Linked DNA regions of Mus musculus: region 2 is linked to region 1. A link is a loop called in an ENCODE intact Hi-C map of the cell type or tissue named here. Cell type or tissue: gastrocnemius. All regions are shown on one strand. Links, peaks and the distances in the headings refer to the core of each region. The heading gives the core; the rest is flanking DNA. Region 1 holds the start of Gm3331 (a long non-coding RNA gene). Region 2 overlaps Ets1 (E26 avian leukemia oncogene 1, 5' domain).

Region 1 (16,406 bases), core at 4,987-9,986:
CAAAGCATCCTGAAGTTTCTCTATCAATTGCCCTAGGATCTGAATTATTCCAGAAACAACCCTATTTATAAGTCTAATTTATATTAGGCATTCACTCTTAAAAGTGAATGTTAAAGGGTCTTTCAATGGTTAAAACATTTCTTTCCCCTGTCTGATTGGATGTTTTATCTCTAGCAAATACCAGCCATCTTCCATCCAAGTTAGAATTAATTAGCAGAGAAACACTGGAGTCAGACAGGTGGGATCAAAATGTCAGCTCTATTACAGACAGAATCGTCCGTGGCGAGTGCAGCTGCTTGCAGCCAAGAGGGCTTGCTAATCCTTCATCTTGAATTAGGCAGACCTGTTCATCCAGTCACACCCACATCTGGACACAGGCTTTGCCATGTGGAGCTAGGTCTGCAAAAGACAGAGCGCCAAGAACAAGACTATGTGTGTTCTGCAGGACTGTCTCAGGAAAGGCGGAAGGAGGGGGCTGAATCATGGACAGCCAGGCTTATTTCCCAAGTTATCAATCAGAGGAAAAGCATTTCTCTTTCCTTTGGGAGGTTTGGGTTAGGAAACAGAGAGAGTGTTTCCGTATTCAAGATTTGTCCGTCATGAAATAGGAACCAGGAAAAATATGAGAGGCTTATTATCTTCAACATCCACACAATTTGGTCCTACAAATGTCTGATCAAAATCGTCAGTGGTCCTTCATCCCTTTACGCCCCATTCTGATGGGGATGCCTTATTGCCAGCATCTAACCTGCTCCTCCCTCTGCTCACTCCTTCTTCTGGCCAAGGACGTCATTCAGTCAGATGACACTCAGATCGCTGCATCCTTGTCGCTCACTGCCCCTGCTGTTACATCCACCTAGAAGGTGCCCTTCAGTTTTCATGTTTAATCCATACCTACCATTTAGGGCTTGGCCCCATGATAAATCTGTAATCACTCTGTTTCTCAGGATCTTTGGTCTTAAACTCTCAAGACATTTAGGGTCTGACTCTCTCACCAGGCATTTGGTGTTTATGTTGTTAATTAATTGGTACAACTACTTTCTTTTTATACATTCTTATTTATTTTTATTTCATGTACATTAGTGTTTTGTCTGCGTGTGTGTCTGTGTGACAGTGTCTGATCCCCTGGAATGAGAATTACAGGCAGCTGTGAGCTGCTATGTGGGTGCTGGGAATTGAACCCTGGTCCTCTGAAAGAGCAGCCTGTGCTTTTAACGGATGCTTTTACCATTTCTCTAGTCTGCATAATTATATCCTATCAAGAGATTTATATTTTTGTTAATTCTTTGAAGCTCAGAATTATTTACTGTTATTGTCAAAGCAACTGGAACAAGTATACGCTGTAACAAAAGCGCTCAAACATTTGTTCTTCTATATCTTTTCAAAAAAAGCTATTCATTACAAGTGTGCAACTAAGAATTTCTCAGAATCCTGCAGACTATGTTGATCAATGAAAATTAACAAGAGTGGGCTTCATTCATAATCTTTGTCCTGGAACCCCCATGAAATCAGCTTTTAGATGGGTTGTCCCTGTCCTTTTGAAATGCAGGTGTGCTGGCTTCCCCATCACATCTTCTCTGAGCAGCTCTGACTTCCAGGCTACTCACCTGCAGAGATAGAGCTGGAGTCCCCAGGGGCTTGCTGCCCATCCACGAATGTACAGAGTCCTTGGCTATAATGCCAAAGCAGTTTGTAACTTGTCAGACAGCACAGATCATGTCAAAATGTGTGACTCCACGCAAGTGCTAACATCAGCTGCTCAGCAACACTTTCAGTTTTCTCCTTACATCAGGAGTTCGGTGCGGATATGACACCACCCTGACACAAGAGCTTTGTGAACCTGAGAAGAACTCTGCATGGTCACACTATGAAGCTGAGTCTGCTTTCATTTCTGTAATAGCCAAGAGTGTTGAGTGCCCTGCAATGCACAGGACAATGCTAGACAGTGCAAAGTCACCTTCCTCAGCAGGTGGTTATGTATGTTTGCCTAGACATTCCTGTGGGCGGAAACTGAAATTATCTAAGCCCGATACTTAATTCCATTTACATAAAAAAAACACCTAGGACTTGATTTTTGTATGTTGTGCAGTTTGGTGCAGTTGGAATTTTCTGTAAGTATGACTGCTGTGTAAGTCATGGGAAGGGTGTAATTTGTCCTGCATGGAAATTTCAAAATTGCATTAATCATTTTGAAGAATCATCCTGTCAGAGGTGGTACCATTTCCATACCCACTGAGACACACCCACTGGCTCTGGACTTGCAACCTCAAGCATTTCTTCTGAGCGGCATGTTCAAGGACCTTCTTTTCTTCAGGTGCTCTTAAAGACACTCTTTCCCCCCCAATACTCTGTAAACAGAGTGTCATCCCAGTCACACATCTCAACTTCATCTACAGTTTTCATTCATTTACCCATGTCCCCACTTCTAAATCGTGAACAACTTCTGAACTAAGATTATACCTTTACCAGTTATATCTTAAGAATCTTGGGGGTCTTTTGGACAACCCTTACCAATTCTAAAGAGGGTTTCTCATGCCCAGGATCTAGGTTTTTGTTAGATCGTCTATGGCTCTTGTGGGAAGCATTATGAGCCCAGCTGGAGAAATGTCATGTAAATTTTAAGTTCACACAAACTACAGGGGACTAAGGAAGGTTGAGAGTGGGGAGAAGAACACAACAATTAGCTATCCAATAACCAATGGCCAGCTCTGAAAACATACATCCAAGTAACCCATGGTTTTGTCAAGAAAAGAAAAAGAAAAGCTGGAACTTCCATCTGAAAGAATGTTTTAAGCTAAGATGTCAGGATTACCAAACTCTCATCAGGTGGTTATAATGCGCAACCAAACCAGACTGAAACTCTGTAGTCAGACAGAAGGAAAACCAAGGAAGCCATTTTCCTGTTGACCCCATTATAGACAATAATATGCGAATTAGTATGCCGGTGCATAGTAGGTAATGCGTGAATGCATGGATGGTGTGAGTGAGTGAGTGAGTGGATTCATGAAAAGGGGATGAATTAGTGAAAGCATGGGTAAAAGTATATCTCGTGTAAAGGTTTAGGGTCTATGGAGAAAGCGCCTGATTTCTGATGACAGTTCCGCCTCTCACTCACTAGATGGATGACTGACTGCATTATGTCATCGTCTCAGTGAGCCCTAGGCTCTTCATTTGCAAAGAAAAGATAACAACAACACAGTCTCCAGCTATGTGCTAGAAGAACTGTTGTGGTAACTGCCCTGGACATTTAGTGCCAGGCCGGGCAACTGAGAGACACTCAGTTAATACCAAATGCCAGTCTCAAAGTTGAAAGGATCATGTCCTGGGCACTGTAAGATCTCCTGTACTGAATTCTCATTCCCCTTGTCATCCCAGAAGCAAGCTCCATGCTAATCCCAGCCCTGCTCTCTGGCCAGCCCTGTGCTCATGTGGTAGCGATTAAGCCAAAGCCCAAGCTGGGACCAGATATCGTTCAATCTTTCTTGGCTTGCCATCGATCCTCCTCAGTTCTGCCTGATGCTGTCATCTGGCTTCAGCTCATCTGGGGGAGGACTGGGAGAGGCCAGACAGCCGTGAATCTTGCTGTCTGCTCACACATGTTCACAGTCTAGAGGAGACTAGGAAGAGCCCCTGTGGGGGCGGAGAATGTATAGCTCAGTAGCAAGCAGAGTCCGATGTGCTTATACTGTCCCTCTGCAGAGAGAAAAGCCCAGGCTTATTCAGCAGAATCCTGTGAAGCATCTAGGTAAAAGCACAAATGAAAAGAAGGGTGTTGGATCCTGGGACTGCATGTGTCCTTCTGGAGAGCAAGTGAGAGCTCAGTTCTCAAGAGAGAAGTGACCTTGTAGTGTAAATGGGGGTTGGGGGTGGGGTGGGAAATGCCAACTAAATTAAATAGTATATTTTAAGAATGCCTATAAAGAAGACAGAGGGCTGATAGAGCTTGTCCTTCAATGGTGAGATGAGAACGTCACATGTGTCAGGAGGCCTCCCCACATTCCAAATGAGTCGGTGGACTGCTTTTGTTCTGCAGTTCTGGAGAACCAATCCCAGTGCCCTCCACTTAGGAACAGCATATACTATGTGTCCCTAAAAATGCTGCTACAAAAGCTAGACTTGCCCTTTCCTTTAAACAGCCTTCCTCTGGTGTATTAGATGAGTTGAATATTAAGGAAATCAATTAGTAGGGCAGGCTCGGCCATTTGGCTTAAGTTCATCATCTGTGCAATGAAGATGAAGGTAGCAGAGTAGCACCCCTTATTGGGGCCATATTCAAAGACTGAAAGTGGATGCCAAATCCCAGGGATAGTGCTGAACCCTGCACGCAAGCCGTGCTGGATAGCCAGAGTCTGGTAACAGAGACAGCAGCCTATACAGCATGGATACATTGGCCAAAGGGAACGTTCATGATCCAGGGCAGGACATCAATCAGCAGGGACGATCCTATTTAGTACTTCTTTAGCATTTAAATTTGTTTCTAGAATTTTCTACCTATGATTGTTGAATCATGGATAACTGTAACCGTGGAAAATAGAACCTTGAAAAGAAGGGACTCCTTTATGTCTAGCACAATTTCTCCTCCTCCTCCTCCTCCTCCTCCTCCTCCTCCTCCTCCTCCTCCTCCTTCTTCGGTAAAAATCAAGTGAGATAGTATATGTAAAGTACTTAGCACACTTCTAAACATGAGGGTATTTGAAGGATTGTTTTGACTCCAGTGATTCTATTCATCATGCACTTGATGTTAACTGAGAGCCCTCAACTCTGGTCTTTGCCTAACAAGAAACGAAAAGATCAGACAAAAGGGAAACTGGATAATAAAAAAGGACCCTGCTAGCATCTGAAGTCGCCTTGGTATGATTACCATTTCAGGTCTCTGATTGAAGTCCATAGTGGATGTATAAGCAGAGCTCTGAAGCCAGACCTCAGCCTGCTCATCTCCCCTACTTGCAGCTGTGTGATTTGGGGCAGGATCCTCCCAGAGAGTTTCTCATCTGTCACACATACCTTACACAGCTGGCATGCAGACAGACACCAATCCAGAAACCATACAGCGCATGCCCAAGAATGAGTAGGGGCTTACTCTTCCCAGGAGCCAATCAGATGCAACCTCCAGCCATTCTGTGTAAGGCAGAAGCTCTTCCCGATCCTGCAGACAAGCTCACCTGCTCTCCCTGGCCTCGTCTGCGCTTTGCTCCATCATCCTCATGTGCCGGGACTTGCACAGGTGCTCCAAGTCTGTCCTGAGGAGTGACACCCCAGAAGGATGGGTGGGTCAGGTGTGTTCTCATTGCTCTGTTCACACCTGCCATGCATCAGGCTCCCCAGAGACCTGGAAATGAATAAATAAACAACAACTGTGTACTTTAATTAGTGTTCCAAAGGAAACATGGTTCGAGGGAGACAGGAAGAGATTGATGCTCTAGTTATATACAGATGGAAGGTCAAAGACTGGACTCTGTTGATCTCTCCCTGATATAACATCAGCTAATAATTTTCCCTTTGAGCTGGTTTTTCTGTCTCTAAAATGGAAAGAATACCCGCTACCAAGTTTCCCTGAAATTGCTATTTGACGGACAGGTTTTAAATATGGAAACATATTTGCTTCCAGCATTATAAATCACCATATTAAAAAAAAAATGAAATGTTGGCTTCACTTTTTAAATAACAGCGTTTTATTACCTGCATGACACCCTGATAGGAAAAATGTCTCCTGGGTGTGGAGAAAAGCAGAACACTCTTTTGAGATGCACAGCTAAGTTTCAAACTTGCTGTTTTGTCCCACCCCTGCCCAGCAGGCCCTCACTAGATTGGCACAGCTCTCAAAGCTACCCAGGATACTGAGTGTGGCTCTAACTTGCCAGTCCACCCTCTCAACAGGATGTCCTGGCGTAACCAGCCTGGACCCAGCCCAGACTGAGTAATGAGATACAGAGCCTGTCGCCGGGTGAAGCAGCATTTGCGTCAGGAGTTGTCACTTTCTGGCGGTTGCCTGGTGACCCTCATGGAAAATGAGATGTGGCAGGCCACACCACAGAAACCACTCCCTCAGCTGGCCAGCTCGTTGGAAAGCCAAGTGCCATGGGAGAGAGGGATGCCCTAAAAGAGCTGTTCCCGAGGCACCCTTTGGTGTGGATGTAGGGGCAGAGAGATGGGAAGAGAGGTTTGGGGAACATGAGCTGATCATGAAGACAGAGTAGGCCCAGATCCCTAGTTAATACTTGTCCCCCAGCTCCTCGGTGTTAGGAAACACACGCACACATTCCACCAGCGGATGGTAACCCACAGCTCCAAAAACACAGAACGATGTGTTCAAAGTTGTTCAACTTGCTGTCCTAGGCTGCTTCCAGCGATGGCCTTTGTCACAGAGGGGGAAGGCTAGGCACACAGGGGTCAAACCACTTGCCCAATGAAAGGAGGCATGCCTGAGACAAGAAGATATATATATGCAAAGTGACTGTAGATAAGAATACAGAAGGGGAGTCAGATGGCCATTGATTGGGAAAATAGATAGTGAGCCTTGTCAATGGAAAAACAAGGCACTCCATGCACTTCAAAGAAACAGAGCATTAGGCACGAGCTAAAATGTTAGATGATCAGAAGTGTGCAGAGGCCACGTGGGTTAGACAAGCTGTTCCGCCTCTCCCTCCCGCCTCAATTAAACTAACGAGTATTATAACAGTGTCTGCAGGTGTCAATGCACTTGCTCTGGAGACGAAGACATTCATGCTCAGAGAGACTGAGCAACTTGTCTGAGACTGCACAGCTACGCAAAGCCAAGACAAAATGCTAGTCCTGTGATTTCAAGTCTACCGGCTCTTCTACTCACATTCTTGCAGGAAGACTTGTCCACCACCACCCATACCGTCTTTCTTTATTCTCCTCTTTCCCTATACCACACACAGGATAGGCTTCCTACAACTTGACTGAGCCAAGAGTTAATTTCACTGATTTGATGTTTATTTATTCATCCAGTGCCTACTTTTGGAGAACTCACAGAATCCCCATCACACTAGATTCTGAAGAAATGGATCAGGGAGATAAACCCCAATCCTTGAGAAGGTAAAAGTATTTAATGCTTCAAAAGTGATCCATGGACTTATGGAACTGCTCCGCAAGTACGATGCCCAAAATGTCTAGCCTTTTGAGAGAGTCTCCATTATGGCTCCTGCCATACTTAAAAGAAACACAGCCTTCTTTCCATTCCTTCCTGCTCCGTTTACACGCATGAGTCGTATGTCAGTAATGGCTTCAATCCCATCCACCAATGGTTAGTGTTTATCCAATTCAATTATGAAGTTATGAAAATTAATGATATAACTATGTTAATTTGTAAGGAAACCTTTGATATAAATATTTCAGTGGGGTTGTAACCAGCACTTACATAATGGCCCAGGATCACCGAAGAAGGTGGAGATCACAGCTAAGGTGGATGTCATTCAGGAGAGGAGTAGGGAGCCCTTCCCAGAGCCCAGCCCTCTCTATCTGCCTCCAGGCCTCAGGTTTGGAGCAGTGCTTGGATTTCTGGGTGCTTCATTTCACTTGTACTTGGCTGAGGCAGTTTCCTGTTTCTAAGAAAAGACCCGGGTTGGATGTCTCAGGAGGTCCTTTGGACAGCAGATCCTGCTGGCCTCAGACCTGTCAAGAGAAGCCTGGGTGGGGGAAGGGCAGCTAGCCATCTGGGGAGGATTTGTCCTCATTAACCCTCTCCAACCCAAAGAGTTCCTGGGGCTCACACTGCTAAGCAATTACAAATATTTGTGAGATTGGATGAAAAATGAAGTTTACATCTGGACCAAGTAGGCATGAGCTATTTGGAGAACATCTGGATTTGCTAAGCCTAAATAAAAATCGGAAAGGCCAAGGACCACTGAAAGGGACCCCCATTGTACAGCCCCCTGGATACTGCACAGAGACTCAGCCAGGGCTCCATGCACAGCTCTCCCCAGCTTTGCCTTTCTGTTTCCATCGCTGATTCTCACAAATCACTTTTCCAGTGGTATCACGGGCTGTTGCCATGGAGACAGCTGTTGTGGCAAACAGAAGTGCCCCCATCTTTGCCCCATGGCTTGCAAACTGTGGCAGAAATTGGACAGAAGCCATGGCATGGCCACAGCCCTCAATGAAACACTCGAGGGACACACTCGATGGGAATGGAAAACCCCACAGGAGAACCGAGTCGGTGCTGCCTCCCCAAGAAGCCAGGCCCAGCCAGTCCTTCAAGCCAAGGGCAAGGAATGGCTGTCCCCACCCCTGCATCTTGGAAACCAGCCTCCAGCAGTGGTGGAGTGCTCTGTAGCCCGGCTTACTGGTAAGCCACAATTATCAGCATTCCTTGCAGTGGCTTACAAAGGCTGTGGGTGGAAAGAACATTGGAGTTCTATGAGCTGAGCACCAGCTCCGGAATCTCAGCCACCTGGGGTCAAACCCTGGCTCCACAGCTCATAGTGTGGTGGCTTGGCAGAAAAGCTATGCAGACTCCCTAAAACACCAGTGAAATCACAGAGAACTCCTCTTTAGATTGCTTGTTTCATCCTCTGAGTTGCTGTAGGTAGGATCTCATTTGTACTCCTACCTAGCTCAATACTTCTTTACCAGTGGCCAAAGGGTCATTTTAAAAATAGAATTCTATCATTGCTTCTTGGTTGAAACCATCCGGTGACTTTCCACTGGGAATAAGATTTACCCACAGCATCTGGTGGCCCTAGCACTCATGGTCTATTCACAATCCCCCCACCCCCACCCCACCCCACCAAGGCCCTGTGACCTTAGCTTTGACTCCACTTTGTCATCCCTACAGAGATGTCCTTCTTCTATGTCACAAAAGTCACCTTTTCAGAAGAGAGCCAACCATCTGAAATTTCTGCCTTCGGCTCCCAATGCTCAATTCTGTCATCTACAAGGCTTTCTCTGTGGTATTCATTAATTTCTGAAGTTATCTTTATTATTTTCATATTTTTTTCTCTCCAGGTAGAAGCAGCTTCATGTTTATTTATAGAGTTTCTCCAGCAGTCCCTGATAAATAATAAGTACTATGTGACTGTATTTATAATGATATGTCTGTATGCTTTCTTAAGGTATTTAATTTAGTGCCTGTTTGATAAGCATCTGTTGTTAAATTATTACTGCATTGTTTGAACATAATAATGCTCATCTCTTATATTAATATTAGAGTAGTCCAATGCAGTTCACTGAGCGTCTTACCTGACTCTTATAGCTGGTATATAAAATGACAAGCACTGATTTGGGGGTTGTTATAGTTGTTGTTACTGTTGGTGGTGGTGGTGGTGTGGGTATGTGTGTGCTCACACACACTTTTAAGGGGATTTACGTAGGGCCAGAGGGCCATGTTGTGAGTCTTCCTCAATCCTTCTCCACCCATTTCTTTTTTGATACAGAGTCTCTCATTGAACCTGAAGTGCAGCATCTGCCTAGGATGACCAGCCAGCCAGATCCATCAGCCTGCGTGCCTTGGCCTCCCCAATGCTGGAATTCCAGCGTCCAGATTTGGCATTCATAACTTTGAATTGCAGATGATGGCGTTGGCAAGTCAAACTATAAACCAGGCCTTTGAACAAGACCAAGTCTCTGCATGACTCTTCTTTGGGGTACTTGGAGTTTCTAAGCAGAAGACAAACATCCCTGTGGACTTTAGGAGTCCCTTGGAGAGTGTGGTGAGCAAGATTCTACCCAAGCTTTGTGGTCCACAGTGGAAGGAAAGCCACTAGGTCCCTGAATGTCTGCATCACCCGGAATTTTGTGTAGCACTGTTTCAGATTCCTGCCATCTTGACTGAGGAGTCTTCGATGGGAGGCACAGATTCCCTCCGCTAAGCTGCTCCCCTCATGCCTACAAGCCTCCCATTCCCTGGCCAGCATTTTGTTGGCAGTTATAGAGAAGATATGTGAATCACACCTCCTCCTAATATTCAGAGCTTGCTGTGGTGAGAAGGTTTGGAACACACTAACAGGCTTATTTTCCTCTTTTTCTTCTTAAGAGTCAACAAGGAACTTCCCTGCAAGTGTGGAGTGTGGCACATGGCACAGATAGGCCAATTCTATAGTCCTGAAGCAGACTGGGGGAAGGGATCTTTTCCTGTCCAAAGTCCACACTTGGAATACAATGAAGAATATCAGAGCCCTGCACATGGGTAGTCCCCTAGGAGGTATTTTTCAGGATATAGAAACAGGATCTGGACCCATCTAGCTGAGCTGTGTGGGTCTAGGATATCATTTTGAATTGCCCTGGAGAGTTTACCACCTCAGACATACGTACGTTGGTTTCTCCATCATATGTGTTGATGTGAGTGGGCCAGTGGAAGAGATTGAATCACCCATACTCTCCACTCTCTGCCTTGGATTTACTCAGAGGTCATATTCTGAGAGTCTTGGGAATATTCATACTCTTTTACACATTTCTGTTGGGCAACCGTATCCAGACCCACCCTTCCCCACCCACATCCAGCCACAGATGTGGGATTCACGGAATTTTGCCAGTAGCTATTCTTGGGATGATGGAAGAAAGTTACAAAGCACCCAGCTACTGGAGAACTGCCCACTAGGGACTCTAAGCTCCAACTGTGTTTCCTAGTTCCAGTAGCTAGGAGGTACCAAATGCTATGCCACAAAAGGCTGTGAGCTATGTTAACTTACATCTTAAAGATGTCTCTAGAGAAGCAGGAAGCACATGGGATGAGAACAACATCCAGTCAGCAGCCACTTATTAGTGATGCGGATTAGAGCAAGTTGTTTAGCAGGCTCCCTTGCCTACATGCAAAGTGGGAGGCGGTAAAGCAGCACGCCCCTCTTCAAAGAGTCTCTTAAGGAATAAATGACTCCATTTATGACAGTGCCTAGCACACCGCAAGATCTCCACATGGGTTAGAAGTTATAGTTGCTGATATTGTCACTCTTATCACTGAGTTGATTGTATAACACGGTTGAATTCAACAGATTGCGTGTGCATCTCTGTCAAGTCTGTGGTCCATATCATCCCCAAATTCAGGTTGCTATAGATCTCTGAGTGCCTGGTATGACTCATCCTAAAGAAAACCACTGTTAGGTATATTAAGTTGTCCCCATAACAAGGTTTTATTTTATAAAAAGCTTTGGAGACAATTTCTAGACACAGTCATAATTTGAATCAATTCCTTCTTAATGGAAATCCTCACTTTCATCATTAGCAAGGATGGAGGCTGTGCATTGTATTCATCGTGGACACACCGCTATCTATACCTCCTCGGACTCTAGTTTCAGGCACTGTCCTCTACATCTGATTCAGCCAATGAATGCCCAATGCATTCCAATAGTAGTTGCACAAACAAAATTATTCTTCAGGTTACATGGAAGTTTGAGTGGGCTGGAGAGACAGTTTAGCAGGTGAAAGCACTTACCACCAACCTGATGATTTAAACTGGATGCCCAGAGTCTACATGGTGAGAAAAGACTCCCATAAATTATCCTCTAACTTCTACCCATGCCCCCTGGCATCACACACACACACACACACACACACACATTTTTAATTGAAGTTTTAGAATAAATATAAAAAGGAAGAGGTCCTGCCTCAGAATCCAGAGCACACGTAGAGAAGGCAGTTGTACAGTGGGAAGCTGGAGTCCTCAATTCTCAGGACCTGTCTCCACTTCCAATAATCTTCTCATAAACCGTCACCATTTTCTGGAAACTACATTTCCCAGGATGTTGGACATGACACAGAAATCCTTTTCATATCATATGAGTCTTAAATTTGCTCTGTAAAATTGGGCCCATTCATCAATGGAAATATCCCTAAACTGAAAATCAGTTCTTTTCTCATACTAGGATTTAAATGGGCCAAGAAACACATGAGACCAGAGATAATACTCAAAGCCAAGCCCTGCACCTCAAGGCCCACCCCCGAAGCCCGAAGATCCCAAACCTTCCAAAAGAACCAGCACAACCTTAAGTTCCAGTAAAAGAAACTCTTCCAAAAATGATCAAGTTTGTAACAGAGAGTGATTATTTCCCCTAACGACTACCATGATAAACTCCACCTAGTTCTAGCAAGGGTTGACTGAGTTATAAAGTCTGCTGAACCAAGAGCTGTGTGCTAAGTGAGCTGTGAAAAGCTTGGCACCTGTGAGCTCGGACATTCTCCCATCTTAACAGACTCATCTGTAATTTCCTCAGCTGATGGAACCATACCTCTTACTCTGGCGGTCTCTGGATGCAGGTCACCAAAGTAACATGGTTAAATAGAAAGCAGCTGAAACACAAAAGGAGGCATCGGGACTGAGAAATTCAGTTTTACCACCAACCCCACCAAAGCCATCTAGAAGATGACATTTCCTAACACTTCATTTTTATGCTCTCGCGGCCTCCCTTGCCTAGCACAGCTCCAGGGTGACCACACTGCCAAGTCTTGTGGGTGTCTGCTTCCAGATCCTATTTACTTTCATGTGAGGTCTGTGGGTGGCAAGGGCAGAGTAGGAGCTTTGGACCTGATCTGGGCTCTGCAGACTTTCTCATGGAGGGACAGCAGTCTTGTGTTTAGTGGACCGAGGCAGAGTATGAGGAGATCTGCCAGGCTCAGCCGCTTGTCTCCCTGACTATCAGGAGCCAGGAGGAAGGCTCTGAGCCCGCACTGTAGCACAGATAGTCACATGCACATAGGCACTCACAGGCTCACGTATGTGTGTTCTCATACTCCCTGCTCCCTGACTCCCCACGCATTACACAGAGATATCCCAAGCCAGGATTTCTTTTTCAGCCCTCACTAGCCTCTGCTAGACTTGGCTTTTCCAGTGAAAAATGAGCCCTAAAGCCCTAGAGCCTTCTCGGTGATTTACTGAGAACTTTGCTTCCACATGTTTTCCCTGCTGCAGCCAACCCCAAGAGTCAGAGGGAGGAAGAAGAAGAAAATCATAAATGGATAGTCAGATGGGAAACAGATGTCCTGAGTCACCCCTGGAAGGGAACTCTGTCCCTGAGATTAGAAGTCTGGGGCCCCAAGGAGCAGTTCCTGGCTCTACCTGCATTTCACCACCCCTAACTCTCACTCCACCTGTGTCATCCTGGCACCCGGCCACATAGGTATCAACCTGCCTGACTCTTTTGTTTCTGAATTTACCAAAATAAGTGAATGGATTTTATGTCATGTAGGCACGTGTTAGATATAGCTATTTCAGTCAAGTTGCTCAGACTGTGGAGGTAACAAAAATATAGTGGCAAGAGGACATGTCTGTTCAAGGACTGAAGGCTGGTACCCATTGCTTTGACCTAATGCAGCCCATAATGTCAGGAGCACTTGATGGAATGATGCCTTGTAGAGGGCACCTCTGATGTAAAAGACCTGTTCCCTAATTGGTTCTTGACCTGTCAGTAAGAAAGCCATGGGTCAATTGCTGGGTGGAAGGTAAAAGCTGGATTTCCTTGGTCCCTGGAGCACAGCGATACAAGGAGGAGAAAGGAGTTTGCCATGCTTTGGAGAGAGGAGAACCAGGTAACCATGTTAGGTCTTGGGAGGAGCTGGGGCCTGTGGCCACTTCTACAGGCAGATGGTCAGGGATGTTAGGTAGGGGCTACATGTGACTACCCACTGATATTTGGGGAAGGTGGGAGAGACAGAACTAAGAGTATAGATAGGGGCACGTTTTCTAGGTGGGAGATAGTACACAGAAATTGTGTCCTAAGGCAAATTAAAAAGGAACAACTATGTACTTTTTGTCCAAGGATTCAAGGGAAACTGGATAGGAGTTGGTAGTATGGTCAGCTCCTGGAGTGAAGGCAGATAGACTGTAAAACTACACCTACAACACCTCTTTCCATAACTAGGAACACAAAAAGAAAGGAAGAGACCACGGATGTATTATGCCTTTGAGGTCACACCTGTAATGGCCTGATAGCCTCCTGTTACCCCAGCTCCTGAAGATTAAACCACCACCCCTGTATACTTGGGGGTCAAATATTTAGTGCTTGAGCCTTTGGGACACTCCAGGTTTGAACTATACCAATGTGTCTTCTAGAAAGCATTAAAGGCCAGACTTGGTGGCTCACCATGTGATCCCAGGACTCAAGAAGCCGAGAGGAGACTCACTGAAAGTTTAAGGCCAGCCTCAGACACAATAGGGAGTAGAACCCCATCTCAAAACATTTTTTAAAACAATTAAACATATTTTTGGCACTTAGTATATATTTAGCAAATTATAAGACTCCCTGAGTACTCAAACAAACTAGTTTGCCTTTCGTTTGTTTTTAATCAAAGTGTATAACTGCTTGTAGCCAACAAGTAATCACAACTGGGGAGTCTTAGGTGCTAAGACAAGCACTTCATTTTTTCCAAACACTCAAAGTAAAATCTGGGAGCCCCCATGAGCCTTCCAAACTCCCTTATCCCACGTCTCCACACGAACAACTACATCCTCCAAGTTCTTCTGCTTTTGGATCTAATGGTTTTCTTTACTTGTCCCTCATCCATAGACTATAGACATAGACTATTCACAGCCCACATCAGGCCTTTAACCTTTTCGCACACCCCAAAATCTGGCTTCTTATTGATGGGCATATCATTTGTTTGGCACTCAATTTTTTTTAAAGTTTCAGCTCAACACTGTGGAAAATTAAAATTTCTTAGCATCACAGTACTGTCTGTGCACTGATTCTTATTTTCCTATCCAGTCCCAACTGTAGGCTTTCTCAGTCCAGAGGAGACATTCTTCTAAGAACACCTTATACTGTATGTGCAGTGGCCATATTCTTCATGTTAGGACTTTCTCTGTGCTGCCGTTAGCACAATTATACGGTGTGTGTGTGTGTGTGTGTGTGTGTGTGTGTGTGTGTGTGTGTGTGCTGTTTTGCATTTCAGAAACTCATGTATCCCTTGCTGGTCTCAAACTACTCACTATATACTTGAGAATGACCCTCATCTTCAGGTCCTCTTGCTGCTACCTTCTGAGTGCTAGGATTCTAGTTGTATGACAGCACACTTACTTGGTGTGTTGCTGAGAATCAAATCAGAGCTTTGTATTTCCTCCTGGTCATGCACTCTACCAAATGAGCTATGCCTGCTGAGCCTCTACTAAGGGATCTCCCATCACCTCTTGTGTGAGTTACAGACTCTTCTCATTCTACTGTTTTCAGTCATTTGTATCCTCCACCTATCATCATAGGTAACAGGAAAAGGTTTTCAGGTACCAGACCTTAGAGCCCACCCCCTAAACTGGCCTCTTAAAAGAAAACCAAAAATTAAAGCAGATGGAAAAACCAAAATATTAACCTTAGCCTAATAAGAACGTATTTAAGCTGATGGGGAAGCAGTCAAGAGAACTTCCTCCTGATGACACAGAATTAAGCTAACATACCTCTTAGGAAGACTTGGATAGACTGTGTTATATTCCCCACCCCCCTGGGAGTTCTTTCTACACCAGTATGCAAGTAAGCGCATGGGCTAAAGAAAGGATTAATGAATCCATTCAGCAGGATTCATCTCCTGCTGCAAAACTCCCTGATAGTACTCCTTACAGTGTAGCCAAAGATAGGTAGAGAGAGGCTACGTGTGGTCTACTGATGGTTCCCTTCTTCCTTAAACACCAAGAGGAAGAAAATTCTCACCTTTCTCCTATGAGCACGTCTGTATTATCACTTTTGGTATTGCCACGTGGCCTTTTCCTTGATACTCATAATAATAAGGGCAACTTAAATGCAAAAGTGATGCTTCTATCACCTAACCCAAATATAATCAAATAAGTTAAATGCAACACAAGGTAGGCATTCAGGCTCTTTGCTCAGTGAGGGAGAGTGAAGAACCGAAGTCTGTCTGCTTGAAAAGGAGCTGATAGATGAGAAATGGAAGAAAAGGGATGACCCAGTGAAGGAGATGCACAGGAAAGGGTATGCTTGGGCAGAGTGTTGGCAAAGGAGCAGACTCTTACTCCACAGAGGTAAGTAGGCTTTGTCTACACCATGCTCACACACACACAAAGGAGACTCTAAAGTCTAAGCCAATCGTGGCAGTAGTTTCAGAAACCTGGTGGCATGAGACTGTGTAACAAGTCCCTGAATAAAAGGAATTCTTCATGAAAAAAGTTCACAATATGAGGGAAGAAGCAGAATGAGCCTCATGTTTTTGTTTTTGTTTTTTGTTGTTTTGTTTTTAACTTAGAACAGTTAATTAAAAACACCAGAAAGCCAACCAGCCAAAAGAGTGACTTTCCTTGAATTTAATTTTTTTCCTTGAGTTTACTTTGTTAACACAGTAGAGATGATCTTTCAAGCTACCAGGAAGCCTCTTGAGGCCTGTGCACTGACTCATCATGGCCCCAAAGTTGTGCCCACTAAGAGCATTCAGACTCATATCAGGAGAGACACTTGGAGTTGCTGTTACTAAGGCAACAGGGAGCTGGAAGCTGGAAGCCTGGACATCATGGGGAA
Region 2 (16,406 bases), core at 7,018-12,017, 56 kb after region 1:
ATTAGTGACAAGGGGCCACCTGGGTCTTAATCCCTCTGTGAAAGACATGAGGCTACTCAAGGAGTGTTCCCATTCCTTAACATGAAGAACAGATGGTGCATTCAAGCAAGGCATGCAGCACTTAAAATTCATTAAGGAGCCACCTTCTTGCAGAGCAAAATTACCTGACCTTGGATAAAGCATGCTCTTTGTGCTCAGTTTCACTATCTCTAAAATGGGGCCAGACTGACAGGGAGGAAAGGAGACTACTATTTAACAATGAAGTATTATCCTATCCCTACACCTAAATCAATGAATTGAATAGATGCGTATTACACATTGTGCTAGACACAGGCAAAAGGGACTCATAATGATAACAAATTGATTATCTCAGCGTGTAAGCACACTCTGAGTGCTCAGCATTTTTCTAAGGTTACAAGGAATACAGACAACAGTGAGCATGGGGCTGGCTCTCAGTGTTGTAATTAGAAGGGACTGAGCATGCACCTATGAACAAGAGAAAATGGAGCTTTTCGACTGTGTCAGTCTGATAACCGTAAACAGTACGGTAAGGAGGTACGTCTCGGCGGAAGCCAACATTGTGCTTGATGTAGCCCTCACTCAGCTAACAGGCAAGGCAGGCTTTCTTTCAAGCCATGTTATCTGCCCCCACATCTCGACCTAATTTAACAAGTTGCCATGGGAGCCCTGCTAAGGTTGGTGCAATTTTCTTATCTTTGAAGGAAGAATGTAACTGTGCAAGAGAATGTGAAAATTCCATCTCTAACTGATTTCCACACTTACAGTGCAGTAACTAAGATCTCACAGGAAGGAGGAGAACGTATTCCTGTAGAGGCAGGAAGGACTGAAACCTCAGTCCCTCGTCTAGGGGTGTGGTGAGATGCTCTTCTCACTTAGGTACACATACGCACATGCACGTGGTCCAGGCCAGGCAGCCATGATAAGCACATGTATGTAGTCCAGACCAGGTAGCCATGGTGCAGAAGTCTGAGTGCCCCTATTATAGGTCACACACAAGCTTCAGCAACTGAATTTTATAGGACAGAAAGGGGACAGAACGAGAGACAGGAAACTAGTGCAGTGTTTATACACATGTCAAGAGCACTGCCAACAGTTACCTAGTGATTTCCACTTCTCTAAGTACTTTCCAAATGCCAGGTCATCCTAACATGCCTGCATGAAGTTAGATCCCCATTTGCAGCCATCACCTCAGGTAAGAGACAACACAAGGCAGATGCGTTCCATCCCTTGTCCACCCCTATTTCTGGGATGGGGCCACCAGGTCACAGACTCAGGGAACCTGTAGTGGAGGCAGGAAGTGTTCCCTGAAGACAGAGATCATGGGGGAAACTGCCAAAATTTGGTCTGCTATCACACCTAACAAATCCCAACCATTATTTAGACCACAGCAACAAGAGATTCTAGTTCAAGTCTAAGGACGTGTAGAATAAACTGGATAAGACTGACTCTGCTTGGGGTGGGGGTGGGGGTGGTGTCTTATCCACACCCAGTTGGTGCTCATTTTCTGAAATAATCAATTTATTACAAGTAGGGCTTTCTTCTCACCATGTCTAGCGCAATGTCTAGCACTCATTTATTTAATCGATTTGGTTCAACTGTGCTTTCACACGTCCCCCACTGTCGGGATAAGGGTGAACAGTTCTACTTCACTAAAGTAGAAAAAGGTACAAGGTGAATTTGCCTAAAATCACACAGTGTGTGAAAGCTGAGAGAGAGTGCAGGGAACTTCTGGTTTCTGGTCTATTGTTCTCACTACTACTGGAGTTTGAAAAAGTTAAATCCATAATTGTAAAAAAAAAAAAAAATAGAATCTAAATGTGGACAAGCCTTCATTTTTTTTTCATTTGGAAGGGCTTAGTCTTTGAGAAAGTGAAGGGATGATGATCCCTTCCCCCTCCCTTCTCCTCCCCTCCCCTCCCCTCCTCCCTCTCCCCTCCTCCCCTCCCCTCCCCTCCCCTCTATTATCTGAGCACTACCCTAGCTTTTGTCCTTTCCTCTAAGCAGCCCTCTCCCCTCCCCACTCCATCATGGCATCCAGATGGAGAGAGACTAGTCTCAATTGCAAAGTCTTCCACTCTTCTACACTTTGAAAGACTTCTTGTACTCTTTCTCATCTCGGATATCTTCAATGAAAATGAGTGAATTTCACAATAATGTGCTCTCCAGAGACAGGAAAAGATCCTCTTGAAATGTGCCAAGGCCCCCTACTAATATCTTTTTTTTTTAAAAAAAGAAGGTGCTCAAGTTTGTCCTTTTCTCATGATTCTTCATTTGGTCCTTGCTGCCACTCCCAATCATGGATTTAATTCCTGGGCACCCTTTGATGCAATGACTACCCTAGCTAGGGGCTTTGTGGAGTGCAATATAGGGAACATATTCTTGATCTTGAAAGGAGGAATAATTTTTCTAAGTATATAAATTTCACTTTTAAGGATCTCTTAATTTTCAGAAAAATTCCAAGACTATTCTATCCCACTTGAAAAAAATTTCAGTTATGTCAACAGAACCGCCATGTCTGCTGCCCATCTCCAGGCACACAGAGCCCACGCCTGTCCAGTGGAAGACATCTTAAGAGGATGGCACAAAACAACATCGGACTAACAAAGGTTAACCAGGGCTCTTCTCAAGTGCACTCTGTAAGCCCTGAAAGCACTACCGCCTTGTAGAGGGGATCTGATGCTTAGCACACGGATTGTGCGATGCTTTTGAATATTTCTCAAGCTCTCCCAAGGCTCCTAGGTTAAGTCCGTAGGAGCTGCTGCTCACTGGAATGGAGAAATGCCTGGCTCTAACCATGAGCTTCTCATCCGAGCCCTAGCTTGGTGAACTTCATCCATTCTCTGGGTTCTTTCTGAAATCCCTACTAATCTAACGATAGCTTTCACACCTGGAAGGAAACCAATCCTAAAGTGTAGTGGCGGTGGTCTTGTTGTCGTTACTATTGCTGCTGTTGTTGGTAAGTGTTTGGCTACGGAAGCCCAGGAAGGAGGTGGCTAGGGCTGAGATCTCTGTTCCTACATTCAGTCAGCAGGCTGCCATGATAACCAGACTGTGAAACTCTTTGGCATGCAGGCCCTTCAACTCTGCCTTTGAGAAAGCCAGCAAAAGTCTGGTTTTGTATTTGAAAAGGTCTCCCCAGAGCAGGCCAGCAAAAGTCCCTCCATACTACTCATGAGGCAGTTCCCAGAAACTCCCAGTCATCACAGGTCCCTTCCCCAGACACGAAAGAAGTTCAAAAGTTACATTTCCACCACTCTTAAAAGCGAACCCTTGAGAATGAATGATACTATTGGCTTCCAAAAATCAGTGGCTTCTCACAAGCAGAATGGCTTGAAACTAAAGACCCTTCAGAAACATCTACACTTCACAAAACTAAAAAGGGACGCCCCTGGGTCTCTGTGCCTTACACTTGACCTGGCCCACAGAAACATGCAATTAGCCACCTAGAGAGGGGCTGGGTGCCTACCTGTGTAGCCAGCCAGGGCAGCAGCAGGAATGACAGGCTTGTCCTTGTTGAGGTCAGCACGGTCACGCACATAGTCCTTGAAGGTGCCCTTGGGCTTGTGGTTGGGCAGGGCAGCGGGATAATCCTCGTAGTCGAAGCTGTCATAGGAGGGGACCCGCTGCAGGCTGTTGAAGGATGACTGGCTGCTCCAGGACTGGGTGAGGCGGTCACAACTATCGTAGCTCTCTACGCTCTCAAAAGAGTCCTGGCCCCCGAGTTTACCTGGAGGTAAATGAGGAGGTAGGAAGAGGGCAGGGAAGAGGGGTTGGGGAAAAAACAGCTGTAAAATCCCTCTTATGGAGGACAGATTGCTAATTAGATCTGGACAGGGAGGAAGGGAGAGAGGGCCCAGGGATACAGGAGTCCCAGAAGTCCTGAGTCTACACTAGGGGAAAGGATGCTGGCCTGGCCACAACATGAGTGCTGCTGCCACTGCCTGGCTTATAGTTCTGAGCATAGTAGCCAAAGTAAGGCTCTACTCCTCGGAACTGTCATGAGGATGGGACCTCAAGAATTCTAAAGCCAGAAATATAGAAGCTTGGAGCCCTACTTGTCATGAGATTTCTGGTTACTACAGTAGATTTAATAAGTTAATAAAAAAAAAAAACACTGTCAAATTATTATTTTTTTCAACTCCAGACAATGGAATTATTTCTGAAGGCCCATTGGTAAAATGTTTTGATCATAAGAAAAAAAACATTCTATTAGATTAAGGGCAGATTGGCGTCCCTTGTCCTTGGAACCAAAGCCTTTTACCTTTTAGGTACTTTCTCCCCACATAGTAAGTCATTTCTTCATGACTCTCAAATGGAGAAAGAAGTTATGGGGTGCCTTCAGGGACAGGAAAACAAAACCCAACAAAGCTCAGTCATTCTTGCAGGCAGCAAACTGTATCAGTTACCCTCTGAGGTATAGTTAGAACTTGGAATTCAAACTCCATGGGCAGGAGAAGCAGAAGGGGTGGCTGCAGAATGAAGGCCCAGAGCAGGGTCAGAAACCCTTCACAGGGTGAGTTGCTTAAAGCATTCTGAACAGACCACATGATCATGCACGTTCATTCATCTCCCCAAGCTGGTTATACACAGCCACTGCAGTTGGGCAAGCATTGCTGGAGAAGTCTCCACTGGTAAAAATGGCATTAAAAGGGGGGGGGGGGGCTAACATGGAAGCTTTAAGAGAAAATAAATACACTGAAGAATTACAAGGGACCCCAGGAACATTTGTTACGGCCAATGACCAGCTGCTTCCCAGGCAGCTCGCGGCAGACCGCAGGAGATGGGATGGCCACTCCTACCCAACGTACGCTAGGAGATGGAGAGAGGTAAGAAAAGCCTGTGCAGGAGTGCCCTCAAGTCGCTTCTCGACCGTGCGAAGCTGGCTAAACCCTGAAGAGGAAGAGGGTCTTCTCCAACCACATCAGCGAGCTTCTTTCTGGCTGAGGACTGGTTAAGAAAACAATGCTCAGACAGAAGCAGCTTCCCAAATCAAAGTCGAATACAAGGGGAAGCTATTGTTCTCAAAATTAAAGAAGTAGTCCCAGATAAACAAGTATGTCTGCTGTGAACATTCTGCCCTTCTGCTCTCTCCTGTAGTGATGAAGACAGAAATGCCAGCTCTCACTCCACCCTCTGCTCAAAAGAAGGCAATGTTCACAAAGCAAATCAGAGCCTAAGGAACGAGTGGCCATGACTGTACCAAACTAGTCCCTTTCCATTACTCATTTTTTAAGTCACATTAAATTTCTCAGGAAAGCAGCACCCCCACCCTCACGGAATGCCACGGGCTTCTTAGCAGGGCAGAGAGTTCCCTGGTATCTCATCAAAGGTGTGTTCTCATCCTAGCTATAGATGCTAACTGCCATTCCATTTCACTCTAGCACAAACACACCAAAAGCCTAAGAAGGAAAACCGTGTTTCCACGGAGGATGGCCTGCCCTCTGAGTCACCCATAAGTAGGTATTCCCTATGCTTCAGGCTCTTGGAGTTTTTCTTATCTCTTCAGCCATTTTTGTATGTGGAGGGCCAGGATCTGAAAGGGCTTCATTTAGCTTAAGTGCTAAGGTAGGCGTCACCACTCTCTTGCAGCCTCACCAGATGGTTCTCGGTTCAGACTGTGGTTTAGCGTGGAGGGCAGCTTTAGTCTTAGTTCTATTTCACAACCCTGGAGCTGGAAGCCTTCATTAACGGGTATTTTCCCCAAAACACTGACTTGAATCCAAAAGGATTAGGTTCTGCTTCTCTGTTCGATCCGGGAGGCACGCATCCCTGAGACTAGTACTGACTGTCTTCTCTAAGAAAAGCCTCTGCAAGGTCCTTCCAAAGCTAATTGAGTCCACCGAACAGCACTCTGAACAGGAGACGGGTAGCCTCACAGCCACCCACAGAAAAGACTTACACAAAGACAGGCCTTAGAGCTCAAATAAGTGGGACAGAGAAGTACTTTGTATACTGTAACACAGCATCTGAATACTGCGATTATTAATAGTCAGCTAACAGTAATGTCTTCAGTCTAGACCAATCACAACAGTCAGAATCAATGGCCCTTTGGCCAGCCGTGTCACAGCACATCTACCAGGCAGCAAGCAGGCTTGCACAAGCTGGTCTTCCCCTTAAGTCTGTGGCCTGAGCTTGGAGGAACTGAAGGACAGGAGAGCCACAAAGAAATACCTGACGTCCTTCGGTAAGGATCAGTTGGGGTTTATAATCATTAGATAGGGTTTGAAGGGTAGTGAGGATCCAAGAACCAAGATGAGGAAAGGGAAAGGAGGGCATTTCCACAAATGCAAAACCAGCCACAATTGTAAAGTGGTATGATTACAGATGTACACAGATTTACAACACGGCTGAACCCCAAACCCACAACTCGGTCTCCTTAAATATACAGAGAGACAGCCCCACGAGGGAAAAAAAATGTTGCTAAGGCTTCAACCTGCTTAAGAAGAAGTGCACAGATGCACACACTTGAGGGTATGTATTTAAATAGACATGTACCCAAAAATAAGACAGGCAGAAAAGGGGAAGACAGACCCGGTCCCACCCATTCCCTTTAGTTTAAAACAAAAACAACCTAGGAGCATAAGATGGACATTCTGGGTACTGATTTTGCAGGGACTTTCCCTGTACGAGGCCAGAGAGCTCTCGCAAGGCAGGCTGGGAGCAAAGAGGAGCTGCAGTTAAAGAGCATCCCTAGCACAGGAGGGATGGGTCACATTGAGCAGGTAGCACGGGGAGTCATTCGGAGAGCAAGAATCACTACTCTCCTCTTCCTGTCTTAATACTTTCCCACCAGGAAAGTCATTTCTAGGCTTTTCAGAAACTACTAGGCTTTTCCTGGGTGAAGAAGGCCCTCCTTCTATCAGACTTCACTTTTCTCAGCAACAAGATCATCAGAACAGGCTCCTTCTCAGAGTGCGATGTTCAAGGCCATGGGTTCAACATCAGGTACATCTTACCTCTGGGGCATCAGGTCAGCGAGACCTATTTTCAAACACTGACTTCACTGCCAGCGACTATTTATCACTGCTATAATAGCCTTGTCAACAAGAGTACCTTCTTTTGGAAGCCACTGGCCACCTTTCCCCTGGTCTCCTAGCTAAATACATACTTTCACCAGGCTGTTGATGACCAGTTCCAAATAAACCACTGGTTAACCATCTTGTATCTTCCCAAACCAAAGAAGTCACAAGTGGCTAATTTCCCAGGATGAGCAGCGAGGGTCATCCCGGGTACCAGTCCAGGGTCTACAGTATGACCCAGGTGAACCCTGAAAGGCTGCCAAAGCACAGGCCAAATTTCAAGATTATGATCTCAAGCAAAACTATCTTAAAGAAACTGCAGCCTGCCTTTCAAAGTCCAACTAGAAGTAATATGTAGGCAAACCGTGTACCCTGATAACACATTTGATTATTACTCTGCCATGCTCAGTTCCATCATGGACCCCAAGGTCTCTGTCATCATACTGGATAAAGCTAAAATCTCACGGCAGAAAAGTCTTCTTGTCCATACACTTGAAAAAATGAAAAGCTAAGACTGGTGAATAAAGGAGTGATAAGTGAGCAAAACGGGACCTGGACAATGAAGGAACCGAGGCAATTTTTGTACAGCCAAGGAGTCTGAAAGTAAAATTGACCTACCACGACTGGCTCTCCCCAGGCACATGTTGTCTGGAGTTAACACCTCTTGCTTGATGGCAAAGTAGTCTGTCTGCAAGGTGTCTGTCTGGAGAGGGTCCTGGAGAATGACAGAAGGGTAGTCGTTCTCATACTTGAGGGACAGGAGTTCTTCCGAGCTGATAGGATGCAGCGTCTGATAGGACTCTGTGATGAAGCTGGGCTCTGAGAACTCTGAGGGAGGAACACACTGAGCATGCTCGATACCGTAGCCTAGAAAAGGAGAATGTTTACAGTTGGAGACACTGGGACCTGAGAGAATCCATTCTCACTCCTTATCAAGCCCCCCTCCCCCCATGTGATGTGAGCTGACTCCCTTAATAGAGAAGTAAAGAGTACATCAGAAGGACTTGGGTTCAACCTTGATGCACAACTTGCTACCTGCAGCCCTTGATAAGATACCTTCCCTTTTGCCTTAATTTACTGCTCTGTACAGTAAGTCTGGTTAAGTGTTCCTCAGAGTACTGTGATGTAGAATAAAGGAGGCTGTGTGTATAGGCACAATGGCTACAACATTCCTGGCACTCTTGATAAACTCCAGATATGTGGTGAATGTTGCCATTGGAATAAAAACTGCAATAAGCCAGAAGATGGAAAAAAAATATATACACCACACCTGTTTCACACTACCTTTGAAGTCAGGCCCATCAGAGAAGCCAATGATACTGTTCTTCTCTGGATACCTCTATAGTGTACTAAGCTATCATGCACTTTAAAAACAAAGTTTCACTCTCTATAACAGACTATGATGCTACACAGCCCACGCAGGGAATCCAGAAGGATCCCATAGCAAATCCGATCATCTTTAATAATAGTTAAGCAAAGCATGTAGGCCAAAATCAAATCTCTCCCAGTCTCTCACACACATGGGACTAAATAAGATCAAAATATGCCCAGGGTATATTCCTTCCCACTCGCAGGAACTTTGTAGACTGGTAAACACACATAGACTTAGTGATGTACTATGTGACAAGTCATAAATTAAGTAACAAAAAGCAGAATATAATTAAAATTATATTGCTTTCAATAGAGTTATTATTGAAGCATCTGGGATCAACTAAGCCAGGGAGCCTTTCCAGGATCCCTATCATAAAAAGACAGAGGCAGAGTGGACAGTAGCACTTACTGATGAAGTAATCCGAGGTGTAACAGGATTCTGGGTAGGTAGGGTTGGCTCCATTAACCTGATATGGTTTCACATCCTCTGTAAGAAACAAACCAGGGAATAAAATGAAGATAACACGCAAGTGACATGTGACCTGCAAGGATCTTAAAACACAAGGACCCCAACAATCTCAACCGATTTTTTCTAGGAAGTCTGTAAGCACACTACAGGAGTTGGGGTCTTGGTTGTCTGGATGGAGCCTTATCTCAGGATGACATCACTAAAGTACGGCTGAGCTTAACATATCAGCAGCTGTGAAACGGGATTGGTCCATTTATCTTGGGAGGAGACCCAGTGGGCAATCACTGAGGGTTGAGAGAACGGGCATCCCTATTGGGTGGTGTCTTGCTGTTTCCCTTCAGAGAACTGAATCTTCAGGCTCAAGTGTGGGGATGTCTCAAGGACCAAGATCAGCACCTAACACTCAAACGGGTCGACTAAAACCCATTTCAGAACACACGCTAGCCTTCAGGCAAGTGGGTATTTGTATCCTCCACTTTTTGCAGATATCTGGATTGTTTTTGTCCTTTTGAATTCTGCTTTTCTCATTGTTCTCAGAATTCAAGTTCAGGCCCAGACAAGAAGCAGGACTCTGGTAAGGTGACGCCACTCAGTGAACTGTGAGGACTTATGTAAAGTAACAGAAGCCAACACGTCCACACTGCCTAGATTCCAACTTCATTAGGACCCAGGAAGAAATAAAGTGTAGCGGAGAGCCGATCTTTCGCAGTGGGGCTCGGGGTACTCTGCTACCCCAGAATCAATCGCAGTAGCTGTCGACACTCTACAGAGCCTGACTGCATTTCTTTGCAAAGATCAGTCATCAAGAGAGACTGCTGATACGGGTTTTTCCTCAGGTACCTGCTAGCCTCCTGAGAGCAAAGGCTGATGGGAAAACAAGTTTATGCCTGCACTCAAAAAAAAAAAGTTCCCAGTTGAGATAAAATGATTACACACTGCTTGAGCGGCTTATCAGATTCAAACATCCCCTGCACCTTTGGCCTCCAGCTCCACCCCAAGCAGCTATGCTCTCTGGCTGCCATGCTGCTCCTGTTAGATCAACAGAAGGGACGCTGTCCTACGCACAAACGTCCCTGTCATCCCTTCAGAAACGGAAATCCATAGCCTGACAGTTTTACTGCCTCAAGCAACGGGACCCTGGCTAGGATGACCGGACTTGCCTCCTCACACCGACTCCATTACACCCTGCTTCACTTCAAATCCCTGACAATGCTCCTCTGCATGAACACTGTCAATAGTCTAATCCTGTCTCAGTGGTAGAGTTTCCTCGGAGCATCACAGCAAGAGCACTGGGTGAGAAGTGAAACGAAAACAGACTTGGAAGTAAGTAAAGTTTAAAGGGTCGATCACTGATTGTGGCTAATTTCAAGAGTTTATATTTGGCAGCACTTTGGAATCAAGGATATGAACAGACCATGATCAGCCTCTGACAGACCGAGACTACCCCCAGCTCTGGGTACGTCCACTGCAGGAATTCATTTAGAGTTCACAGAAGCACCATATTGACAGACTATGTTTGGTTTCATGGTCTGGTGCAACCTGCTGTTGTGTTCAGAAGACAGAAGTTAAACCGGTGCTGCGTAGAGTCTGCCACATCCTTCTTTATCCTCCTATGAACAGGTCAATTATGTCAGTGCCTAGGGGTCTGCACCAGTGCCCTTCCTACAGCGAGCAGTTGTCCAGTCCTGAGTAGCAGCAGCCACAGGAAGAGCTACCAAGTCCTTAACTGTGTTCATCCAGGGATCAGTTTCGACAAGAAGCTGAGGTGGAGGAAGACATACCACATTCATATGCCCAGAGGATTGGAACCTAGGTCTCTAGGTCTCTAGAGTGAGGTGTTCGTTCTCTTAAACAAAGGAAGGTCTTACATGGACTGAGCTGTGTGCCCTGCCCCCAGATGCTGTGCCTAGAGATTGAGGCTGGTAACCACAGGGAAAGGGTGGGCCTGGTTACAGAGGGCAGCAGGCTTCTAGGCTTACAGTCAGCTGTAGGGCACTGCTGACTGCTGGTAACTGCCATTTATTTTAAGAAGAAATTTAGACAAATAAGCACAGAAACACCCAAGTTTGCGGCCCGCTGCTGTTGCTATACTCAGCCGGAGCTACGGGACATGAGTCACTTGGTCCAAAAAGGTTAGAAGAGGCCAGGCCAGTAGAGGAGGCTGTGTCATTACAAGGTTGCAACACCACGTCCTGATATAACCCTAGCTTTGGCTCCAAATGTAAAAGGTATTCTACGCTGCCTTAATCCCAAGCCAGTGACTGGCAGAGAAACTTGTCTTGCTAATGGGCTTGGAAAAGCTGTACTCTCCTGTTACCAGAGAGAATACACCACAGACCAACGGAGTATATATCAAACGTTCCAGAGCAGGTGAAACTCCTGTTTTATATATCCAGATTTATTTAAGTTCAGACACTATTTATTCAAATAATGTATGGGTCTAAGAAAATAACTCGAATTGTATACAAGATGCTAGAGAAGTACAATCTTGTTTAAAAAAAAAATAAAATATGAACTCCTAAGGCAGAGAAGAAAATAAGCCAACATGTATTGAGCTCTTGCTTTGAGCCAAACACAGCCCCACATACCGTCTATACCATGGCTGAACACCCACAGGCAACAACAGCAAGAGCATCCCACTGTTGGGCCAGCCTTCCTCCTACTCTTAGAGAAACTCCACCCAGTGCCCCTCCCCATTTGCACACATTTACCTTTCTGCAGGATCTCTAGATGCTCCCACAGGATATCCCCAACAAAGTCTGGAGCCAGCTCGAGGAAGCATTCTTTACCCAGGGCACACAGTGCTGCTCCACTCATACAGAACTTCTGGAAGTCCACACCTTTCAGGCTGAACTCATTCACAGCCCACATCACCCAGTCCCGGACGTGGGTTTCTGTCCACTGCCGGGGGTCTGAGAAGAGAGGCCAAGCGAGGATATAGTAGGTCAGGCTGGGAGAAGGCAGGGAAGGGCCGAAACAGAGCTGACGATGCTAGTTACTCTACACCTTGGGAGCAGCATCTTGTCCAGCACCTCTCAGACTCTTCCTCCCTCATCTAGCACCCCACTTTCCCATCTCCTCAGCTAGGAGGAGCTAAAATCAGCCAACAGCAATTCCCTGCTTTTTTTTTTTTCAGGCCAAGATTTCCATTGATCTCCTCTCTCACCCTGATTCTCATTAAAAAATATCAAAAGCCCCCAGATAAGGGACTATGCCTTCTTTAATGGCAATAGCAATGGAAAGTGTTTCCCACAAACTGCACATGCCTCTTTCTGCTCTCAACGCTGCAATACACTTGAGATTTTTTTATACTCAATTATTTTTTATCTTAGCCACTCAGGTTTTATAATAATCACAGCAATTAGTAATGGTAAGTCATTGAAGTATCATTATTTGTGACCACAGGGACAGCTTTGAGTAGCAGTGAAGCCATGTAATCTTCATGAACATGACCTAAGGTTTGACAGAGCTGTACCTGCCAATGACACCAAAAGGAATCAGGAGGCAGCAGGCTTCTACGTCCACTCAAATGATGCCTGAGCCACAAGTAACTGCATGAGATGCTGGGAACACTCAGGGCTCAGAAGTCACTATGCTCTGGCATTCTGGTCCACAAAGGATGCTTGGAGCTGTGGTCCACCGAGGTTTTGGGTAAAGTTGTAAACAGAAGATGTAAAAAAAAATGTGCAGATGTATTCTAAGAATCTAAACAACACTTTGGTCTGGCCACGCTGGAAGTCTTTTATTTACAGTCAGACGAGGTGTTATTTATAGACAGTTTTCCTTCAACTTTCTTAACAACAACAACAACATCAACACAAAACAAAGCAAAATAAAAACAAGACCCAGCTTGCCTATTCATGACTGTCCAGGAAATGTTCTAGGGACAGCTGACAATTCACAGCTCACTTCTTTATGATAACTCCAGACTCTTTCCATTCTCAGAAAACCCTTTTAGATTGGAACACCCAAAGCACAAGCATAGTTTGCCAAAGTACATGAAAGAGAGCAGAATATAAATAATAAGCACCACAGCTCCCTGGGTTCATCCATGGTCACCCATCGTGACTCTAAAATAAATTTTTTCCAAACTTGTCTGCTACAGGAGAGCAAACGAGCCTTTCCTAAGGATCCAGTCTTCGTGGTCCTTTCTCCTACGATCAAAAGTATACCTTTGGGGATTCCCAGTCGCTGCTGTTCTTTTGTGAAACCACTGAAAGTAGCTTTCAAGGCTTGGGACATCATTTCTTTGCTGCTCGGAGTTAACAGCGGGACATCTGCACATTCCATGTCTGTAAGGAAAAACAAGGCAGCATATGAAAAAACAAAACCCGCATAGGTAATTAACCACTCATGAAGAATGAAAGAGTGTGAATGAGCCAGAGAATGCAAGCTGAGAAAGAATTGTGTTCACGTCTTCATCACAGCAGGTAAAACTGAAGGGGTTTTCCACAATATACTAGGTAGGCCTCTTTGAAAAAAGAACCAACCCCATGTCCTGCTTACAACACTCTGAATCCTGGCGAACAAACATGCTTATTCTTCTTCTGATTTCCACTACCCACGCCCCTCCCCCATTTATCCTTCTTATTCACTGAAACCATTTGTGCTACTACGCATTTTCGGTTACCTATAGAAAGAAGGAACAATATTATTCATGCAACCAAGAATTACTTAGTGCCTGCAATGTGCAGGGGATGGGAAGAGAACAGAAAGAGCGCTGGCCGAGAGAGTGGATTGTGAGCCTTGCAGTGGATTCAGGCATTAAAGATCTACAGACACGAACGTTCACATACAGTGCCAATAGGACTTCCAAAGAGAAGGCACATGCTAGCCCAGAACAGGAACTATTCCAGAGGACAGGAAAGCCTTGCCTCTGGCAGAGGGACGGACGGTGAGATCTGATGAGCACTCAGAAACTAGAGAAGAAGACTACACTCTGTCCTAGCTGTTCTCAGAGTGTGGTGCCCCAAGCAGACATGTCAGCCTCACCTGGAAATGAGCAGATACAAATGTTCAGTTTTACTGGAGGCCTATTGGATCAGAGCACATGGGTCAGCTTTTCAACACAAAAGCCAGTGGTGAGCCCTCATCTTAAGCTACACAATTCTTGGCACAGCATAAATGGAGGTATGGGAAAGATGAATGGAGGTTTTTCACCTCCTTGTTTAGGGTTACACCAAGAGTTTTTTGTTTGTTGGTTTTGTTTTTGTTTGGGGTTTTAGGCTATTGTGAATGGAATTATTTCCCTGATTTCCTCCCCAGTGCCTCTGTCTCTGGTATATAAAAAGACAACTGACTTTTTTGTGTAGGTTAATTTTGCTGAAAATCATCTGGTTAGGAATTTTCTGTTTGCGTACACTGTCATGTAGCCTGTAAACAGGAATACTTGGACTTCTTTTCCTATGTGTATGCCTTTTACTTCCTTTTTATGCTCTAATGCCACTTTGCGCACTATACTACATAGTAGTAGAGACAATGTTACCATTTGCCTTCCTTGAATGACGTAGAGACAGCCAGCTTAAACTGAGCTGGAAGCTCCCCTCCAGCTAGTCTTCACAGCCCTAGAGAGCGCTATGCAGACTCTTGGAGGAAAGGCAGGAGTGCTCTCACACAGCTGTGAACCCTACAAACTCCATGAGTTCAGCTAGCAGACAAGACCTGCTTACTTGGGCAACACTGGCATTGCCGTTACAGAGTAGCCAACTGCTCTCTGTTGTTGAGGCCCACTCCACAGGACAGAATCCATGCCTGGTACATTAAGCCCTGTCAAAAACTCAGGGGTAACTGAATACTGTTGTTTACTTAAACCAGCATAGCATCAAACTGTCTTCCAATTATTTATGTTTATATGCATCAACAAATGCTAATCCCATCCTTGATCAGAGAAGGCTCTTCTGCAGTAATGGTGGAAAATGAGGAGACCTGTAGCCACACAAGGTGCTGACAATATGTGACAGATGCGTGCTCAACCCCAAACAAGACTTTTACACTATCCTCTCTAAGGTGCAGGCAACAAAGTAGGAGGGGAAGCAGAAATAACGGAAGAGCTAGAATAGAACAAACAGAGAAGCGTTACAAAAGGCACAGCCATCTCAAACACACAGCAGCTGTGGATGCCCTCACTGGCTCGTCACAAAAATAAGCTCCCCAAGGCCCAGTGTGGCTGTGAGAGGCCCAGGGAGCCCTGCCCTGCACTGTGAACTATTTGCTAAGTGACAGATTCAGGGAGATGGGTGTCCTTGTTTTAGCTGTGTACTCAGTGGTGACCCCACCAGGCTCCGATGGATATACTACTAAACCAAAAGTCACACAGATGGCCCTGATTAAACTAATTGAGTCACCCAGTCAAAAACAAAAGTCATGTCTAGGAAAGAAACTTAGGGGGGAACTGACAGGAACAGTAGGAAGAGAAGAACAATCAGAATACACACACACACACACACACACACACACACACACACGAACACACGAACACATACATACACACGTACATATATATGTATACATATATGAAATTTTCACAGAGCAAACTTAATTTCTAAACTTACAGAAAGGGGAAGAAATAAAACCCTGTAACACATAAAAGAAAAAATAATAGATGAGCGATCGTCAGCTGAATCAGTGTGATCAGGAGGTGAGCTGTCTGCTGTGAGGCTGGGATGAGGGGGACCATCAAACAGGTCACCTTTCCTGAGGAAAACAGAAAGCTGCTCTAGTTTAACCAGAGGAATGGCCTCCCCACACTGCTCCCCCAGGAGACTGCCTTGGCTGGTGTGTAAAGAGAGGTCTAGGTGAATATAAGTAGCTGCCGGGTCACCTTTAAGAAAGTGGTAGCATTTGTTTGCCTGGGAGACAACAGTGGTTTGACTACATAAGTGGCAATGCTGGTAAGACAGGCAGCAAGCGTCCAGTGCACACAGGAAGTCCCAATGTATAATTTATGTGGATGGCAAAGGACAGTGAGGTTTCAAATCCTGAAGACCTGCCGGTATCACCAGAGCCCACACGGTTAGACCCTCCCACACTTGCAAGCCCTGGTTCCCAATACACAGGGCCAACATCAAGCGTCCTCTGGACTCATCTTGGGTCAATCTCTCCCCAGCGCTAATCCCACCTAGCTTTTCTGTGACGTTTTGAAGTGACTACCTTCACTGCCCTGAATTTTAGAAGCCTGAACTATCAATGTACCACATGCAGAAATTGGTGTTAAGATGACTAAGGTCCAGAAGAGAATACTACCTAAGTTCCTCAGCTAGCGTGTTCCCAGCCTTGGCTGGAAGTTAGGGAGGGAGGGAGGGAGGGAGGGAGGGAGGGAGGGAGGGAGGGAGGGAGGGAGGGAGGGAAAATTCCTGAACATATATAAGGGAAATAATGAAAATTAGTGTCCTCTAAGAAAAGGAGCTAATATATTGCCTCTGAATGCCAAAATGAACAGACCCATCAGTTGTCATGCAGTTGCATGACAGAGCACAGTCTCCAACCACACTACCAGGGAGCAGCCAAGTAAGTGTCTGGGCCAGCCT

Evidence for each region. Peaks named below come from ENCODE experiments on the same cell type or tissue, not always from the same donor. Only the 100,000 strongest peaks of a DNase experiment are listed, where the experiment ranks them.
Region 2: a loop joins it to region 1, with 6 times the contacts of the local background. A loop is called at or near these places in 2 of 42 quality-filtered maps.

The regions. Positions count from the first base shown.
Region 1 is chr9:32,779,028-32,795,433 of GRCm38, reverse strand. It overlaps Gm3331 (a long non-coding RNA gene), which reads right to left and starts at 12,288. Exons shown (of 3, transcript XR_379227.1): 1 at 12,183-12,288; 2 at 5,163-5,329. In gastrocnemius, for the core only: no CTCF peak of the experiment used is centred there; DNase peaks (open chromatin) are centred at 5,927, 7,630 and 8,102; H3K4me3 peaks cover 535 bases; H3K27ac peaks cover 3,915 bases.
Region 2 is chr9:32,725,441-32,741,846 of GRCm38, reverse strand. It overlaps Ets1 (E26 avian leukemia oncogene 1, 5' domain), which reads right to left. Exons shown (of 10, transcript NM_001372534.1): 4 at 13,053-13,172; 5 at 11,592-11,792; 6 at 8,821-8,898; 7 at 7,659-7,907; 8 at 3,488-3,748. Among named protein-coding and RNA genes, the nearest start is that of Gm3331, 50 kb to the left of the region's middle. In gastrocnemius, for the core only: a CTCF peak has its summit at 11,013; no DNase peak of the experiment used is centred there; H3K4me3 peaks cover 287 bases; H3K27ac peaks cover 2,826 bases.